2 separate regions of the Homo sapiens genome follow, and region 2 is linked to region 1. Evidence: chromatin loops called from intact Hi-C (ENCODE). Cell type or tissue: HepG2. All regions are shown on one strand. Links, peaks and the distances in the headings refer to the core of each region. The heading gives the core; the rest is flanking DNA. Region 1 has its middle 23 kb from the start of LINC00161. Region 2 has its middle 110 kb from the start of LINC01695.

Evidence for each region. Hi-C counts contacts between places; a loop is a spot of excess contacts. Peaks named below come from ENCODE experiments on the same cell type or tissue, not always from the same donor. Only the 100,000 strongest peaks of a DNase experiment are listed, where the experiment ranks them.
Region 2: it touches region 1 in a loop (31-fold over the local background); 17 of 110 quality-filtered maps call a loop at or near these places.

What each region holds. Positions count from the first base shown.
Region 1 is chr21:28,511,073-28,520,977 of GRCh38, forward strand. No RefSeq gene overlaps it. Among named protein-coding and RNA genes, the nearest start is that of LINC00161, 23 kb to the right of the region's middle. In HepG2, for the core only: a CTCF peak has its summit at 6,108 (motif pointing right); a DNase peak (open chromatin) is centred at 6,099.
Region 2 is chr21:28,332,163-28,342,067 of GRCh38, forward strand. No RefSeq gene overlaps it. Among named protein-coding and RNA genes, the nearest start is that of LINC01695, 110 kb to the left of the region's middle. In HepG2, for the core only: CTCF peaks have their summits at 4,298 (motif pointing left) and 5,364 (motif pointing left); a DNase peak (open chromatin) is centred at 5,339.

The DNA of each region.
Region 1 (9,905 bases), core at 1,272-9,271:
TTATGCTTGCAGGTGTAGCTGCTGTAAATGTTTAATGACAACCCCCTACACCATTTTTACCATGGACAGAGGACTCTGAGCTCCCCAAATGAGCCAACCACATTTTCGTTTCCCTTCACTGGATAAGCAAACTGGATTCTGTGACAATTTTTTCCTTTTTTTTTAGTTTTGTCCTCACGATCAGTAATACCATGAAAACATTTAAGTTCACAAAGTGATTTCTTATACATTATCTTAATGATTATCTCCATTTTACAAAAAAGAATCAAAGGTGAAATAATTTGGTCAAAGTTAATAAATGACAGTCCTCATACTAACATGCAGATTTGTTGATTCCAGAATATAATGGGTACCTTACATTGCAGCCTGGTAGCTTAGTAGTTCAAATTGCCTTTTGGTTGACAAGAATTAGTTTTATGAATGTCTTATTTTATATAATAATTGAAGTGGAAGACCACATCTCAATGTTTGTTTATTGCTCTGTTTGGTATATAATAGAGCAATATTGCAAGAGGCACAAATGGAAGTTAGATACTTAGGATGTCATTTTCCTTTGTGTAGACACCAGTTTCTCTTGTCATATTCCTGGTATGACCTCCTTTGCATTTTGTGTATTTTTAATACTGTGAAATGCTCTCTGAAATAAGCCTCATCTTGTACAGAAAGTCTGTATGTTGGAATGGGAAATTGTTTGCCTTAGAATCCAAGTACTGACTGGGCAGCTTCCTTTATCTCTTCCTCTAAAAGTCAATGTATAATGGAATCATTACCACTCATGCTTAGATGTGAACAGCGTGTTCAATTTAATATTCCATTCTAGTAAATACAGTGAATACCTGTTATTCCTCTTCCTGTCCACACCCTTCCCAAGGACCCATAAAAACGGGAGGGGACAGGTGGGGTTTTCCCTTTTCATAAATCAAGTTTCCTGGAGTTTTCTATTGTTTCAACTGGGATTGGTCTATTAATAAGCAATTAATATCCTGAAACTATCATCCCTTTATGGAAATTTCCATATTCTTTCTGATAAATAGAAATAGTTTTCCAAATGTATTAAAGGGAAGCAGGAACATCCCTACCCACTTGTCCTTGTACAGGAACATCTAGGTCATAATCTCTTTTAATTCTGATTTTTTAAAAAATCCATTCAATATAAATAGCAACTGCTTCATATTGGCTAAGACTAGGAAATTTCTCAGACAAAATACTATTAATTTTGCATCTTATTAACTGGATATTATTCTCATGCTTTAACTGCTGCCTGTTTGTGGAAACTTAAGTATATGTTAATTATGCTAAATATAATAATTAGAAAAATGAACTAGCTAAATAAAATTCTCAGTAAGCTGGCTAGAAGGAATAGAGAAAAAGAGGAGCAGCCAGGAATGTGGAAGGTAGACAGTATTCTGTAAACATCTGTCTCAGTACAGAAGCGAAATCATTATAGCTATAGCTCTGGCTTCCCTTAAGCTCCAGAAGCTTGGCAAAAAAAAAAAAAAAAAAAAAATCCTAAATATACAGTTTTTCTCCTATGAACATATTTTTAAGGTACAAATTTTCATTTCTGTAAAAGCCCTTTGAGATTTTATAAAACTGTATCTTTTGCTATTTAGGTGATCTCATCTTGTTCCATGACTACCTCAGACTGGACTTCTCCCTTTGCTCCCCCAAAGTCAACTGGACACCTTTGCTCAGGTGTTTCTGAAGTAACAGAACCTCATCTGTCTAAATTGAAGAAATTCGTCCGTAAATTGAGCAAAATGGAACAGGCATCTGAAATTTCTAAATATGCAATATTTTATGCCTGTTCAATAAATATGTTTAACAAGTGAATGCAAAAACAGGATATGCTACTTAAAAATCTAAATGGGCCTAGGGAAATTCACACCTTAATTAATTTTATTCAAATGATTGCTTGCTTCTTTGTTTTTCCTAAAGTCATGAGTAGTTATTAGGCTGAAAAAATTAATATTAAATACCTTTATTACAATCAGAATGTGTTCCTATTGCATCATTTTCTCCTAAAACTTTAATGTGTCTTCTTGTCTCCTTCTTCCCATCCTTATTTGCCTTTTATTTTTATTTTTTATTTTCTTTCTTATCCAGGAATTTTAAGGATCAATTAATTGAAAAGATATGACTAGCTATCTAAATAGATTTTTTATTATCAAAAACAAATATGAACTTTTAGTCATTTAAAAATCAAAATAATATATCAGAAAATAGGCATTTTTGCAAGTGGGCTTTTTTTGCCACCAGGTTTATGGTTTTACTGCTTCCAACCTACCAGTTTATAGAGATAATATTCACTTAAAGCAATTTCATAATACTGTCAATGGTTTGCATTTTTTACACTCTACCTAACCATAACAGTATCTGTATAACATTGTAGTTTAGCATTGTTACTGGTTAAATTCCAAGCTAAGAACTTGATTAGAATAAGACACCTCTGATCCTTGAATCAACCCTTTTCATACAGTCTATTTTTAGAACAAGTTATGTAGTGTGTGGTGTGTCCAATAGGGTGAACGTGATGAAATGTATAAAACCTTACAAGTAAGAATGAAGCCCATTAGTCAAATTGTGCTTTTAATCTGTAAAGGCATTACATCATAAGTCATTTAGAGGAAAGGGTAGAGTTTCCTCTTGAATTCATTACAGCATGAAAAGTAACATTTAGAAGGTAGAGTTTACAAAATGAAATTGTACCTCTCAGGTAGAAGCAATTTTCCCATGAGAAAGTACACCTTCTACTTAAAAAGAGACCAACTGTATTATTTCTCTATTCCATCATGTATAAGTGACTGGAAACTTCTGAGCTCACTAGTAAACTTTCTAGAACTCTCAATGCAAAGAAAATGAGGCAGTGCAAATCAGGGCTCTATAAAAATACAGCAAAGAGAGGCCATTTCATTTGAGGAAATGTTATATGTAGATATTTTTAACTTGAGTCTAGAAAATTTTCTAGAAGTATAAATATGTAGCTTAAATATGTTTCTTAAAGATCACTGGATAACTAAAACTGATGGCTTGCCTCACATCCTTGTTTTAAGATTCACCTGCTTAATACCCAGGAACTCCTGAAATTTAAATACTTGATTAAACATTAAGACACCTGAAAATTAAAAGTTTAATGTAATCATCTGACCTCAAATTATGCCAAAAATAAAACTGCTCCTTTTCTAAAATGATTAATAAAAAAGATGGCAATGAAAAATTGTAACACAAAAAGCAGATGGGTATCGATTCACTTCTCTTCCAAACAAAGTCTTTGCAACTCAGCTTTCTCATTGTAAATGTAGAGTTTTACAAATCCTTACCTACTTTTCAAATTTAACTGGAAAATAAATTGAAATGATGTATGTGAAAGTATTAAAACTATGAGCCATATCAGTGCAATATGATGAAGAGTTGAGGTAATTTGAAAATATTTAGCCTGGAGAAAAGAAGACTCACATGAAATAGGATAGATGTCTTAAGATACTTCAAAGGCTGAACCATGGAAGGGATTAGAACTATTCAAAATGACCTGCAAAACACACATACACACACGCACACACACACACGCACACACCAATAGATAGAAGTAACAGAAAAATAGATTTGGGCTCAATAAAAGAAAATACGTTTCTAATAGAGTTTTTAGAAGCTATGAGCTTTGCCACACTAGAAATGCTCCAACGGAAGTAGAAGACATTATTATACTAATGCTGAGGGGATAGTTCATATCTCAAACTGGCAACTGAGCTATATGATCTGTAAAATCCCTTCCAGAGTCAAGAATCTAGTATTTGAAACATATAGAGTATAATTGTTATTGTTTTTATTGTATTGTTATTTTCAATATTCTCTTCATAAGTGTCTAATGTACCTTAAGCATCGGCTTCATAAAGCTATAAGATCCTCTCACAGAGGCAAGATTCTTATACCTTTGTCATCTCTACAATTTGGAGAAAGTAAAAGGCAGAAGTGTCAGGAGTGAGCATACCAGGAAATACATCCAACCAAGCAAATATGCAACAGGCTGGAAGAGAGACAGGTAGGAGAGGCACAAAGACAAGGTTAAGGAGTTATCTAATGGCATTACTTTCCCTGGGACTAGTTCTGTGTCTGCACACAATGGAGAAATAGATGTTTTGTATAATTTCAGTTTAGCCAAACTGATAGGATCCATGATGCTAAGATCTTTATATACAGCTATGAGTAAATAAAATGTGCATAAAGAATTGATTATCAAAGTAATTTATTATAATTATTAAGAATAGAAACATGTATCACTTAATTAATTAGATTACATATAGTCTAGTTAACTCAGACCTTATCCTTTTCTTTTCTTCAATATCAATGTTCTTGTTGTTGTTTTGCCATGATTACCCAGATAATTTCCTCAAAGCTCTGTATCTTTGCCTTTCTGGAAACACGCTGGGCATGCTCTGAACACAATGCTAAGTCTCAGAAAATGTTCTAAAAACTTTGCCAGCCCATTTGCCTAGGAAGTCTGGAACTGCCTGTTAGGCCAAATCCTTCAGTATCAAATTTAAAGCATCCCCAATATTAAATCAAAGGGACATCAAATTTTATTTAATAAATATGATAAGGTGTTTTGTCGCTCAGAGTTGGAACTATAAAGATAAACATCATCAATGAGATACTGTGGTCCAACAGACCTATTTTCAATCTCTCTGACTCCCATTCCAAAATATGTAAGTACACTTATCTACTTGCCTCAGATGAATCCAGATGAATCCAAGTAATTCATCCAAGATGAATCCAAGTAATTCATCCAAGATGAATCTTTTTAAAGAAATTTCACAAATAAGGTAAATATTAGTTCTAAAACCCCATTAAATAGAATATTAAATTGACTGATACATTTGAGTGTGGAGCAAATGACAATTTTAAAAAGTTGATTAAATGTAAAGGAATACATACAATCAAATAAAGAAATTAATTTCAAGTATCATTTCTTAAATTAGCATATAATTATACATAGCTGAAAAGTCCATTTAAAATAAATATGGCAACATAGTTAAGTTGTGGCTTGCCTAAAGCTGAGAATCATTAGTGTTCAGACATCTGACAAGAAATGGAAACTCTGGTGAAATCCAAAGTTCTTGAAGTATTCAAAAAAAAGTCACTCTGTTATAAAAACAGCACTGTTTCATTCCTCAACCTCTTTTTTTTTCTTTTTAGCCACTAGAACCCACTAAAATAATTGTTAAGGTTATAAATCATTTCAACAGAAAGCAAAAGCTCAGAAAAATCAAACATTTAGCTGGCTGGAAATCACACACTAAACGAGAAGTTAAAACTAAACTTTTGAATTTATAAGATGATAACAGTTATTTGTGTTTTATTCAAGTCTGAAAATATTTAATTTGTTGCAACTAAATAGAGTTCAGATGAAGACAGATAAGTAAAAATTCGCTTCTTTCCTGGTAGTGCAAAATGATAATGAAAACACAAAATGTTTGAAATCAGCTGAAACATAACACCAGGAAAGAACACGCGTACACAATTCTTTACTTGCCTTGTTTCATCTTCTCTCTCTCTCCTTCATGAATCTCCATCCTTTTAAGATGGAGAAGACAAGAAAGAGTGAGTTGGAGGGGAGGGTAAGAGGAGGTAGTCAGAACTGCTACTAAAGAAAAGCTTGGGCAGGAGAGAAAACATTGAAGCAAGATTCTTCAATCTCAGCCTGCTCCTTTATGAAACATATATATATATATATATATAATCTGAGTCAATAATGGTATGTATCCAATTTGGAAGCATAATTTCTATTATGCCTAAGAGCATGGCCAATTTCCTGGGTGTTACACTTGGGTAGTTGCACAGGGCAACTACAGAAAGGGCCAGGCTCTTGGTCTAATGCTTTGCTGTAGTCATCTTGACATTTTAAGAATCTCACCTTTGAGCCTGTGTTTCATACATTTAGTCCACAGGGACAATGAAACATGTACGTGAGCAGGGGACATACCCTGGAAAGCAGCCAGGGCACGCAGGGACTCAGGCCCTGTTACTGCTAGCAGTCAGCAGCAGGGAGCATTTGGCCTGGTCAACCACTGCACACACCTGGGGCAGTCTTGGGCACCTTGCAGCCTCAAGGGGGCAGCCTAGCTAAGACTCTGGCCCAGATTGTCACTGACAATGGCGGCAGTATCAAAAGCAGTAGTAGTGAGAGTAACAGCTGCAGCCCTACAGGAAAAGAGAATCTCCCAAGGGGAAAGGACCCTCAGAATGAGAGACCAGCTGGCCTGGCTATCCTGCAACCAATTTCTGCAGTATCTGTGCAAATACCCACTCCCTGGCCTACGAGCAGGGACAGGAACTTCCAGTGCTCAGGCAGTATATTTTATCAGTAAGCGATTACACTTTAAAAGCAGGCACATGGACACTGCAATAAAATAAATTAGGGAGCTATTAGGATTTTTCAGAGTTTCGGATCTCTGGTTTAAAATCTGCTAGAATATTGCAAAGTAAATATCCATAGGCTTAGAAGAAGAAACTAAAAATTGTTGCAATTGATGGAAAAGAGCATTCTTTTCATGTGATACTTCAGATAAATTATTAGTGAGAATGAAAATTTTAAATCTAATTTAACTTGTAACTGAAGATAAAGTGATAGAATGTATAAACAAATATATCCAATTCTAAACAAATCATGAACCACTTTCAGTTTCTTGTATGACCTCCCTAAAATACAGAAATGTCAGAGGAAACATTAAATGCCACTATATAAATGTGCATTTAATTCATATTTCTACAAAACTGATTTGTATGAAAAGTTAAATCTTTTTGAAAAAACCGTTCCCCGAGATTCTTTAGCTCTAGATGTACTAAAATTTATATTTTGAAATAATTTATCAGAAAATAAATTCATTAAAAGTATAAATTGTGTTGTACCAATAAATAAATTCCCAGATAAGCAAGCCAGAAAAATTATGCAATGAATCATTATATCCCACCAATAAAGTTTTATAACATATTCTGTTGTCACCAAAAATATTACTGTTTGCATTTATAAGTTTATGTTTACTCATTTATTACTATTGCCCTTATTGCATGTTATAAATAAAATATTTTTACATGAAAAGGCTTTATATTAAGGTTTTGGTCCAGTTTTGCTAAAATATAAATTCCAAAACCCTATGCTGAATTAAGTGTGAATCCACTGTTATGCCAACCATTCGAATCAGAATCACCTGGAATTCTTATTAAATATACAAATCCCTTGGCCTCACCCCAAACCTATTCTGTCAAACCCCCTTGGGAAGGCAGGGCTGCAGGGAAACATGAGCATTTGCCTTTATAATGAGCTCCCAAAGTTCCTTTAACCACACTTCCTTTATTTGCTTTTTGAAGAAAGGGCACTGCGTGTTAATTTTGCATTTTCCCCCACAAATTATGTAGCAGGCTCCACCTGAGAGGAAGTAAACTTTGAGATCATTTTATGACTGAGAAGACTGAAATCCATGAGGGTTGAATGGCTCAGCCGTGATTTCAAAGCTAGCTATGGAGAACAAATTTCTAGACTTTGAATTTGAGAGGATAGAGCCTGGAGCTGATCAAGAACCCACTTAGAAACCTCCAAATTATTAGAAGATATGGATCTGCTCCTTAGAGCTAACTTTCCTGGGTAATCAAGACCACAGGGAAACAGAGACGCAGCTGAGGGTGCACAGTAAGCAGCCAGAGCATAGAAAACAAAGAAGGGGATGCTCTGCCAGCCTGCCATCCAATAGGGAAATGAGTCATTGGACTTAGCCAGATCTACTGATCCTTTTCTTTTCAGTGAACACTTGCAAAAACAAATCTCAAGCAAGAATGGATCAAATAAACGTTTTCTTTAAACACTTTCATGGTAAGGGTGTGGTGAAATTGTAATCCTTGTGGATCGTTGGTGAGAATGTAACATGCTGCAGCCACCATAGAAAACAGTTCAGAGTCTCCACATAGAATTACCACATGATCCAGCAATTCCATGACTAGACATAGACCCCAAAGAATTAAAACAGAGGCTCAAACAGACCAATGTTTGTAGCAGTATTATTCACAATAGCCAGTTAGAAACCCAAGTATCTATCAACAGACGAATGAATAAACAACACGCGGTATACACATAAAATGAAGTATTATCTAGCCACGTACAAGAATGAAATCCTGATGCATGTTACAATATAGATAACTTTGAAAGCATTATGCTAAATGAGATGGCAGACACAATATTGTATAACTTCATTCATATGAGGTACCTAGAATGGTGAAATTCACAAAGACAGAAAGTAGAATGGAGGTTACCACAGGCTGAAGTGGGGGGAATGGGGATTTATTGTTTAATGCGTACAGAATTTCAGTTGTGATCATGAAAAAGCTCCGGAAATAGAGACCAGTGATTATCACACACCATGGTAAATGTACATATTGTCACTGAATTATACATTTAAACATGGTTAAAATGGTAAGTTTTATGTTATATGCATTTCACTACAGTAAAAAATAAACTATGATAAGATATAAATAATTTTTTTAAAAAACTCTAGGCCCCTACAAAACATATTGTCTGGGTTCCAGATTATTTTCATTTCCTTATCAATTTAATATCTCAGAAATTAAAATCAAAGTTCTAAAAATATCCCCAATCTTTATTGACATTTGAGTGCCCAAAGGCAATGGTAAATCCAATTTATAGTAGAACTGATTTGAAGAATATTATGAACAAATGAGAAATGTGAGAACATTTAACTGTCTCAGAATCATTGAATTTTAGAGTTAGAGAGAACTTCAGATATCTTGTTCAATGTTTTCCAAAATGTATTTCACTGACCACTCATCCCACAATATATTCCATCATAAAAGGGTTCTATGCCAAGTCATCATAAAGAGACTACACTTTATTTTTTTATTATTTATTTATTTTTTTGAAACAGGGTCTTACTCTGTTGCCCAGGCTGGAGTGCAGTGGCCCCATCATGGCTCACTGCAGCCTTGACCTCCCTGGGCTCAGGTGATTCTCCTGCCTCAGCCTCCCAAGTAGCTGGGACCACAGGCATGCGCCACCATACCCAGCTAATTTCTGGGCCTGGGTTGGCTTCTCTCTAGCTATTTGACTTTAGGTGAATCACCCCAACCTTCTGATTTCCAGTTTTCTCATTAGCAAAATGAATGGGTTGAATTAGATCAATGTTTCCTCCAAAAGGACCTGTGATTAAATGAGTTTGGGGGGAAAGGAGGTAAAAATAAGCAGTGGTCTATACTGCGTTGATTCTGAAACCATTTCCACAGAGTCATCCACCACAGATTTACCCAGTATATTTGGAGAGAGGGGGGTTTGTCACGTTGCCCAGACTGGTCTCAAACTCCTGGGCTCAAGCTATTTGCCCTCCTGTAGACATCAGCAAATCAGCCCTGTGCATTTTAAATAAACCAGACCTGTTTTGCATGCCAGTGATTCTCAAATTGTAAAGAACACAGTAATCACCTGGGGGTCTTGCAGAAGTGCAGATTCTGATTAAGAAGGTCTGGGTGGAATCCAGGAATTAGCATTTTTAACAAGCTCTCAGGGCTGCTGCCGCTGTTGGTCCTGGATCATATATTCTGAGACAAGGCTAGAGAAGGCACTGCAACCTCGGACAGCACAGGGGTGAGAGTGTGCAGGTAGGTAGGGCCATACCAGTTGTGAAAATATTGACATACTTCCATGCTGACTGATAAGTAACCACTGAAGGAGCATCCAGACTCCCCAGGATCCAGAAACAAATACCAGATTCCACTTGGGGGTGATATGGTTTGGCTGTGTCCCCACCCAAATCTCACCTTGAACTGTAATAATCCCCATGTGTGAAGGGTGGGGCCAGGTGGAGATAATTGAATCATGGGGGTGGTTTCCCCCATACTCTTCTCGT
Region 2 (9,905 bases), core at 937-8,936, 180 kb before region 1:
AGAAGCTAAATGCCTCGTGTTTCTAGTTCAATCATATTAGCTTCATGTTTATTTGTTTTATAATTGTTGTTTATTGTATTTGATATCAGATTTTCCCCGACAAAAGAAAAAAGAGTTCTAAATCATCAACTAGCACCCCTGAAGAAACAGAATGTCAAAAGCATCTAAATACTAAATAATTTATGTTTCCTACTCAAATATTACTGATTTTCCTTCATGCCACCATTTTTATGCATTGTTTGACATTTTATTTTAAAATAAATTTTAAACTCACAGGAAGGTTTTTAAATAGTTACATAAAACTCACACTCATAGCTATATTCAACAACTATCAACATTTTGCCAAAATTTCTCACACATACTCTATTTCTATTCCTCTTCTCCCTTCCCTCTCTCTTTACACATATAAAATAATATAGACACAGAAATCTAAATCTTTGGGATTAAATGCAGATATCGTACTTCCATATCTCCTAAATACTTAAACATGTATTACAGCAAAACAAAGGCATTCTCTCTTTAATCACCTTCACAACATTTTTTGAACTTTCTTTTTTCTTTCTGTACTTCTTGCCCATAACTTATCTTGATTGCATTTGGTTACTTTTTTCATATTCATAAATACATACTAGTATTCTGAATGAGATAAGCTAGGTAGAAAGGGGAAAGACTGTTGTTTCTAGAAGAAACTGTTGAATTCAGTTGCCATGGTGGGATTATGAAAACGGTTTTGATAAAAATTCAAGCAGAAATAAACATGCATGATCTTCTCCATTTAGAATTGTACAAAAAGCCATGTATACTGTCTGCTTTGAGATGAAACAATAGTCTTGTGCATTGTCATGTCAAACACAAATAACTCTTTATTCTATTTTGTTTTTCTTGTTTTGCCTTGTAGTCCTGCATGAAAGATATCCAAAAACTGATCTTCACTGAAAAACAACACTAAAATCAAGCAGAAGATTGCTTTTGGCAAAACATATTGAGCTGGTAAAACACTAATTAGTATATTTGAGTCTAGGCCTCAGGACATTTTCTTCAAATGTTTTCATTTTTATTCATAATTTATAATGTAATTCTCTTTTATTTTGAAATACACACTTGTTTTGGAGGAAAACTCTGGCAATATACCAAGGAAGAAGTTATATCTAAATGATTTAAATAGTGTTTGCTAAGCATCTTTGGTAACTGTTTTTCTCCCTTAGAACTATAAAATCTAACAAACATAATTTATGGAGATGTTTAGTCTTGAACAGAGATGTTATAGTTTTGAACCGGATTAAATTTCAAAAGTACCTTTCTATATCTTGAGACTTTTTGGTAATATAAATCAAAATAAAACATCCATAAAACATAAAATTCTGTTTCTTTCATCTCTTAAGTTTCTGTGCTCTAATAAACTGTTAGGGGTGTTTGTACACCAACTGTACACACATTTACTCATGGATACAATGAGAAGCTGAGAATTTTTGAGTTGCACAATTAGGATGCAAGAAGATTCTTCAAATACTTCGTCATAGTCCAAAGACTGAGGAATGCATACTATCTCAAAGAGAAAAAATAAATAAGGCTCACTTATCTTTCAAATTAGATTGACAGGCTATTAGCATAAGTAAAATTGTGTCATATTAATTATTGATCTGTAGGATGTTAGAGATTGTGCTAGAAAACTTAATGTGAGGACATGATACTCTTACTCACGCCTGGAGAGTTAGCAGTAATGTTAGTGTTATCCTGGCCAACTCTGTCTTTTTTCATCCTAAATCATTTTCCCATCAACCACTGATGAGAAATTCTGCTAATGAAGACATATTCCTTTGTGTAAAACCCACACATGAACGAGATCATGATTTTTATGCAATCAGTATTAGTCACCACAGAATAGTCTTGCAATAAATGTTGTTTAAATGTTTCTGAATATAGAAAAAAGAGACAAAAGTCAGTAAGCAGATGACGAAGTCCTACTTATAGAGACTAAACCTTTTGGGCTTCATGATGGCGTTTCTGCCTTATAGAGTTATTATGTGAAGCTACTCCAACGTAAAGGAATACAAAAATTAACACATCACATAGAACATGGTATGTCCTCAATAAATTGAACTGCCTTTCCCCTCACACATGTCCTTTATATCTCCCACACCAAAGTGGCCAAATGGGACACTGTTCTATATAAATACATATACATATATATATGTACATTTATATATATATATATACACATTTTTATATATATACATATATATAAAAGAGCCTTGTATGGTGGCTCACACCTATAATCCCAGAACTTTGGGAGGCCAAGACTGGAGGGTCCCTTGAGCCCAGGAGTTTGAGACTAGACTGGGCAACATAGGGAGTCCCCATCTTCTCTCTTAAACAATTTAAAAATCAGTCAGGCATGGTGCCGTGCACCTGTGGTTCCAGTGACTCAGAAGGCTGAGGTGGGAGGATCACTTATGCCCACGTTGAGGCTCCAGTGAGCTGTCATAGCACCACTGCACTCCAGCCTGAGCAACAGAGCAAGACCTTGTCTCAAAAGAGAGAAAAAAAATCATCTGTCACTTTTCTATATATGACAGTCCATATACAGTTATCATATATTGACCACTCTAAATCTAGCCTTCAGATAATCTGACTTTGTTTTTAAATATAAATTGTGCATTGGCAAATCTAAATCTACCTTTCAAAGTACATATAGTTTTATTTTTTTAAGACACTATCTGATTATTAACAAATTTGAACAAATTTGTCATGTGGCTGAGGATGAGGGGCTGGGAGAGGGGAGTGGAACTGCCCCTACACCAGATCATTTGATAGTATTTGTGAACAAAGATCAATGTCAAGTAAAAGGACCTTTTTCTCCACCTGGTCTATAAAGGACCCACCAAGGCACCTGAAATTCCCTTGCTCCTGTGGGACACTAGGAGCTGCTGTCCTCTTTCCTACTTCAAAGCCCCCTCCACCTGTTTCCTCTGGGATAGGGGTAGAATTGCCATAATGTTAAGCAGCAAAGGAATTGTCCAAAATAATCCCCTCTTCATGTAAGGTGGCCAAAACAGGCCCAAAACTCATTGACCAGGCTGCAAGGGGGAGGTAGAAACACATGCTCTGTTATCCCTGCTCTGTGTAAATTAGGTAACCTGATGATGAAGTTAAGAGATTGGGAGCTGCCTGCATCACTACCTCTGCCCATTGGAGAGGTTGGAGCTCAAGGGAGCAGCTGCTGACTGAGAAAGAACAAATGCCCCACTGGATTCCCCAGTAATCAGTAATTGGTATGTGAGTATTGATCCCCTCCACTGAAGCTGATTCCTGGTACGTCCAGGGGCTCTCATTCACCCAATGGATGGTCCAGTCCTGAAGGACACTACCTCCTTTCACTCCCAAATTAAGGAAGGATTAGCATTTTTCAGATATCAGAAATTTAACTCTCCTGATAGTCTCTAAGTCTATTGTTCTACTTCCAGACATTATACCTCTAATTGCCTTTTTATAAACACTCACTATTAATTAAAATGGGGGCTGTCTATAGTTGTTCAATCATTGGCCAATTTTTTGGAGTTCTGTTAATCCTAAAGCTTCCAACAATCTCTGCTACAATATAAAAATGTTTAAATATTTTGAAGGTGGCAGTGTCTAATAAATATCTAATAATTGATTTAGTACTTTCAGATAAATTCAATAAAATAATTCTTGCATTATGTCTACTAGAATAATTTTATTATAGTTATAATAATTCTTAAATACTAGCCTTTCGAAGGCATGTGATCTTCACATCATATTTTGTTGCTGTCTCTTCCATAACGGTATGATGTTTTAACATATTTGTGTGATAAATAAAATTTAATTTTTTAGATGAGAAAATCTGGTGTCAACATATATTTCACTGAAACAATGGCTGAAATTTCACCTGAAACAATATATTAAAATGATATCTGTTGAGTGTATCCTTTCTAAATTCAAATATTAAAACCACTATTGCAACTTGTTAAAATGTAAAAGTAACTCAGATTATAGAAAGAATTCACTAAATGATGCTCTAGTAACTTACTAAAGACATTTTTAATGAAGTCAATCAATATTTTCACTTATCTTTATGAGAGTTCCAAAAAGCTAGCATAATGAGCTTTTCACAATATATATTTTGTTTCATTATGCATAATATCACCTTAATGTTTGTGGGAATTTAGTGTTTCAACCATTCCTCTTACTATGTGTTGCTGTTTAGAAATGTTTCTAAATTTTAAGTTAGTTAAAGATCAGTGATTTAAAAGGAGCAATTCTGCCACCTTGTGTTCTGTAAAACCAGGATAGCTGCTTGCTTCCGGGAAATCGCCAGTACTTTCTTATCAAACTTGAAAGCTGTAACTCTGAATCAGAATTCTAGAATGATAATCAGCTGTGCCCGTCCCCCTGTTTATTTTCTTCCAAGTTTGCATGTACTGATCATGGAAGCTGGTTACTTAAGCTGTACCTGTGCCAGAGTTAGGACTCATTCCTCAGGATTTCTACTAAGGTTTGTAAAGCCAAACAACAAAACTTTAATTGCAACCATATGTCACTCTGTTTAAATTTTATTTATATATATATATATATATATATATATATATTTCAAATTTAGGATATATGTGTACATCAGAATTACTGAAATGCTAGTTGATACTCAGCTATACAGGTTATATTATACTGTTTCAAAACAATAATAAGAACAACACAAAATAAGCTTACAATGTTTAAAAACATACAACTTTTAAGAGGTAAGAAAAGTTGCTTGTGGTTTTTTGAAGTCAGATAATTAATAGAAGAAAACTTTCAAACTTTTGGTAAAATACAACTTTTAATCAGAAGATTAGAAATTAAACAGAAAAGGACCTACCGCTAATAAGGAAATAATCATTAACCTATTGATGTGTCTCTTTCTTATAACGGAAAGTGCTAGGAATACACAATACATTGTTTAAAGTTTTGCAATTTATCATTCTTCCCTAGAAAGGCAGAAGATGAAATGCCATCAAAAGCCTCAACTTCTGAGTCTGTCCTTCTCTTGTAACTTGGATTACTGAACTCTTTGTATCATCTGTTCCCTTTGTGGATTTATTTTCAAGAGAAAAATATACGTTAGTCTTCACAGGACTAAACTTTTTAAGTCTACGAAAAGGCTTCATCAGAAATTTATATACTTAGTGGTTGGAGTGAAGAGAGAGACCATCATTTTAATCAGATTCTCAAAGGCATCTATGTCCCCACCTTCCCAAAAGGATAAAAATTACCATAAAAAGTCTCTGATTTGAATTACACAACTCTATTCCCTATGAGTAAATCATAAAATTTAGGTGGCATGTTACTGCCATCTTGTGTCTAGTGAGTATCTCTTTCAGTTTCCATTAAGTGTGCTAGTTGGAGTGATCAATAAAGAAACATTCTAAATTCAACCTGTAGGATTCTGCAGGGACTTACATGAACAAAACATGGAAAAACAATGAACTTCAAGCTATAGGTCCCTTAAAGCATTATTAGAATTATTGTCTAAAAGAGTTTTAATAAATTATAGGGCTGCTCATGATTAAAGATTTCTCCTTAATAGTTTTAGTCTTAAACAACTCATACTTAGAGCAGGAATTAGAATTGGCAGGAATCTCATAAGAAAGGACACCTAGATAATAATTTTTCTGCAACCGAAGGCAAGGAAATATCACTAATTCATTGAGATGTTGCAATTAGTTTTTAAATCTTGGATTCTTAAGGTGAATTTCTCCAAGTTTCTGAGTATTCCACCCAACATGTGCCAAACTTCAAAACTTTCTAAAGTTTAGGCATTTCAACTTGAAAAAAAAATTTTAAAGCACAAACATAAAAGGAAAATGCTGTGATGTATTACACAAAATCAGAATAATTTTTCAGCATTGTGATTTTTAGTTATCTGGCCAAACTGTCTGTGTTGATTTCACATACAATTTAAGAACTAAAATTGCTTTTTGAACACTTATGTATAAAAAGTGATTGTAATTCTAAAATAATCCAGAAATTTAAGAAATGGAGGATTAGTTACAGACATCAGAAAGAAAACACAAAAGTTCCAATGCTAACCAGCCAGTCCAGCATGAACTTTTGAATATTATCAACTTCCCAACTGCATGGGAAGATGATTGGAGAGAGCTGGCAACTGCTTTTGAGTAATAAGTATATTTTGGAGCTCAATGGAAAGAAGAACTATTAATTTTCTTTCTCACTAGTGTGACTACAAAATTCTTAGTTGTAGAGGCATTCGCAGATATTATGAGGGTATTTCTAGCTAACAAATAATTTCTAGTTTAGAGGGAATTCAAAGTAACCCTTTGGTTAAAAGAGGATTTGGAAGCTGGTCTTGAAGCTGATTTTGAATAGCAGGGACACTGATCTGGTGACTTTGTGGGGAGAGCATCACTTAATACTGCTTTTGATAGATTGAAAACTGCTCTTTGAGAGAGGAAGAATTTGATCTCATGATATAGCACTTCAGTAAAAAAAAAAAAAGCAGAAATAAGTAGTATAAAAATAAGCACCAATAAAGTTACCTTTTCAGGAGAAATTTTCTTCATATTATATTTTTATCTGGTTGGGGGGGTTGGGGGTTGGAGACAGATGAGTTTAATTCAAATTCTCCAACTGACAAGCATTACTCATATTATCTGGATCAACTCACGTTGTTTGAGTCTTTGATCATACAGCTGGCTTCCTAAACATGACAGGATTTCCTAAGACTCCTAAGATATACTTCTAACAGGACCCTCAGTTAAAACAAATCATGCACGTTTCCAGGATCTGTTTCTGAGCCACTCAGATTCTTCTATTAACAAGCATATCTGAAGTCAGTGCCCTATACCCATTTTTAGACTCTCTTACCCGAGGGCAGCCTACCTCTCTGAATTGGCAGAACTATTGTTAGCATACTGCATTGTTCTGGGTTTGCCCATCTGATATGCCTATCCCAGAGGAAGAGCTGCAGGAACTGATAGAAGTTTGGAGAGCCATGTTTCCTTCCACTCCATGCTTCTTGACCAATTAAAACAAAGCGCAGAAGCGGAAAAATCAGTAATCACATTACAAAAGAACACAGGCATAAAAATCTTTCATTTTGGACAGTGGAAACTCAATTTTGCTATATCTTCCTCAAAATTTGCTTAGAAATGACCACAGGAAAAAAAAAACAACAACAAAAACACAGAACCAGAAAAGACCTCATAAGGACATGTGAGGGGCTTCCGGCCAGTTTTATGTGCCCCTTGTGTCTCTGGCCACACCTGACTGAGAGCATAGATGTTCTCTTTGGCAATCTTTCCTGCTCTTTCACTCCAGTGGCAGCTGGTCTCCCCACTTCTCTTTGTGTTTACCCGATTCTATAGCTGCAGCATTCCCCCTTCTCTCACTGACATTGGCTGGACTTTGACTTGAAACTTGTTCTGTGCTTGTAGTGACCTCTGATGTTGACCTGTTACTATCTTCCACTAAAATGCTTCCCAATGAGCTTCCAGTCCCTGCTGGCACTTCTTTAGCCCTAAGGGGCGAGGATCCCTTCTTAATACCAGTACCTCCCTAGTATCAGCACCCTGAACACCAACCCATTACAAAAAATGATGAACTTCTCAACGACATTTCTAGCTTCCTCTCTTGAAAACTTTTGGAATGTTTTTCCAAGGGCTTGACCGGGGTACATTGACCAACACCACAAAGTGTTACAACGAGAGTACCCATTCCTCCACTCCCAGTGTTATCCTGTGGCCAGGATCAAGTCTAGGCAGCTCAGTTACTTTCCCACTCAAGATAAGCTCCCTTCTCATCCAAAGCACCTTGGAGAAATTGAAATAACCTTTGACCCCACCCTGGGTGGAGGTGTCTTAAGCCTGCCTTCTAGATAAAAATGCTAGTTCCAGTGTTTTCTGCAACATTTCTCCTAGGGGAGTCATTAATTTTTCATGAAGATCGTAGTGGCTTTTATTCCTAAGCTGAAATCAATAAAGTTAATATGTAAAACAAGCCTGTCCCGTGGGATATTTGTGTCACTTAAAATGCGGAACTACAAGCATGACTGGTAAAATTGGAATTTTTCCTAAATTTTTAAAGTTGAAATAAGGAGTAGTTTCTGTTTAACTATGTTTCATATTCATTCCAAATTAGTGAAATGCACATAAATATTTTCTAAGCACTCTGTATTTTTTTAAAAAATTTCTTTTGTTGTTACTTATTTACCCCAAAATCACATTTTATGACTTCAAATCATCTTCATTCTTTAAAGCTGTCATGGATTTGGCTCTTTCAGATTGATCTCAATATATTTCTGACTGTGGTAACGTCAAAAGCCAATATCGATTTCTTTCAAAAAATACTGAAGAAAACACTCTCTATTCCAATAAAATAATTTTTAAAAATCATTTCTCTCTTAAACTAGTGTATTTTTAAAGAAGAATTTAAATAAAAAGCAAGGCAAGCATTTCTACCCTTGTATATGACTACAATTCAAAAGCTTCGACAAAGTTGAAATTTTCTTATTGTCATTTGTCAGAATATATCTTGCAAAACAGATTTATTAGTATTTACCATCCATACGTTTAATTCTGTGTGAGAGTATGTATGTACTTTGGCAGTGCGGTGGAGTATTTGCATGCTTTAGGAATTTTTGAAAGGAAGCCCCAGGAAGCAGGATAGTTGATTTCCTTGACATAATCAGCTAAATGCCCATCATCAGCCACTTGTCTATAGATAAAGTAAGGAACCTAAGTGTGTTTTGAAGAGCATTAGAAGGGGGGAGGTACCTATCTATATTTCAATCCATATTTTTCACTGTCATATAATCCAACCCCACAAACATATTCAATTGGTTTAATATCCATGGAGATATTTTCATAGTTCTACAACCATCCTTTGTCTTGTTCACATTTGAATTAAGCGTTTTCCTGAGTAAATTTCAAGGATAGAGTTTGAGAAATTTCAGGAACTCCTTTAGAACTGCCAAATAGAAAGTTTCTCATGTAGACAAATCATTTTTTACAATAATACAATACAGTAATAAGAAAGAAAAATCACATAAATTACTAAAATCTATAATATCTATAATAGTAGAAAACTTGATGGTTACGAAGCAACTTTTTTTTTTTTTTTTTTTGAGACGGAGTCTCACTCTATCACCCAGACTGGAGTGTAGTGGCGCAATCTCAACTCACTGCAAACTCCGCCTCCCAGGTTCATGCCATTCTCCTGCCTCAGCCTCCTGAGTAGCTGGGACTGCAGGCGCCTGCCACCACTCTCAGCTAATTTTTTGTATTTTTTTGTAGAGATGGGGTTTTACCATGTTAGCCAGGATGGTTTTGACCTCCTGACCTCGTGATCCACCCGCCTTGGCCTCCCAAAGTGCTGGGATTACAGTCATGAGTCACCGCGCACGGCCAGCGTTTTTGAAATTAATTCAAATTTCTGAAAATCTGACCAAATGAATATTTTTCTTTCTTATATATTATACGTGTTATATACTATATATATTTAAAATGCCAGTTTGAATAATTGGCTTCTTTGCATTAGATAGACATTTAAAATAAAAAAAAGAAATTGATTAAGATAAGTAAATAAACCAGTCTTTCCGATAACGCTACAAATTTATTCTAAGTTTTACTCAGAATAACAAATACTATTTTAAATTTGCCATACCCTTAAGCATATATAATCAATAAGTTTCTTTAAATAATTGTTATTTGTAAGAATATATCTTGCAAAACAGATTTTCAAAGTTGAAATTTCTAAGGCATGCAACTAGAAAATGTTTGAGGAAAACATAAGAAAATTATGCCTTGTTTCTCAAACATTTTCTAGTTGTTGGTTTTAGTGGGAAGTTTCATATCACATATAAAGAACTTCCTTAAAAAATAAAAAATATGCCA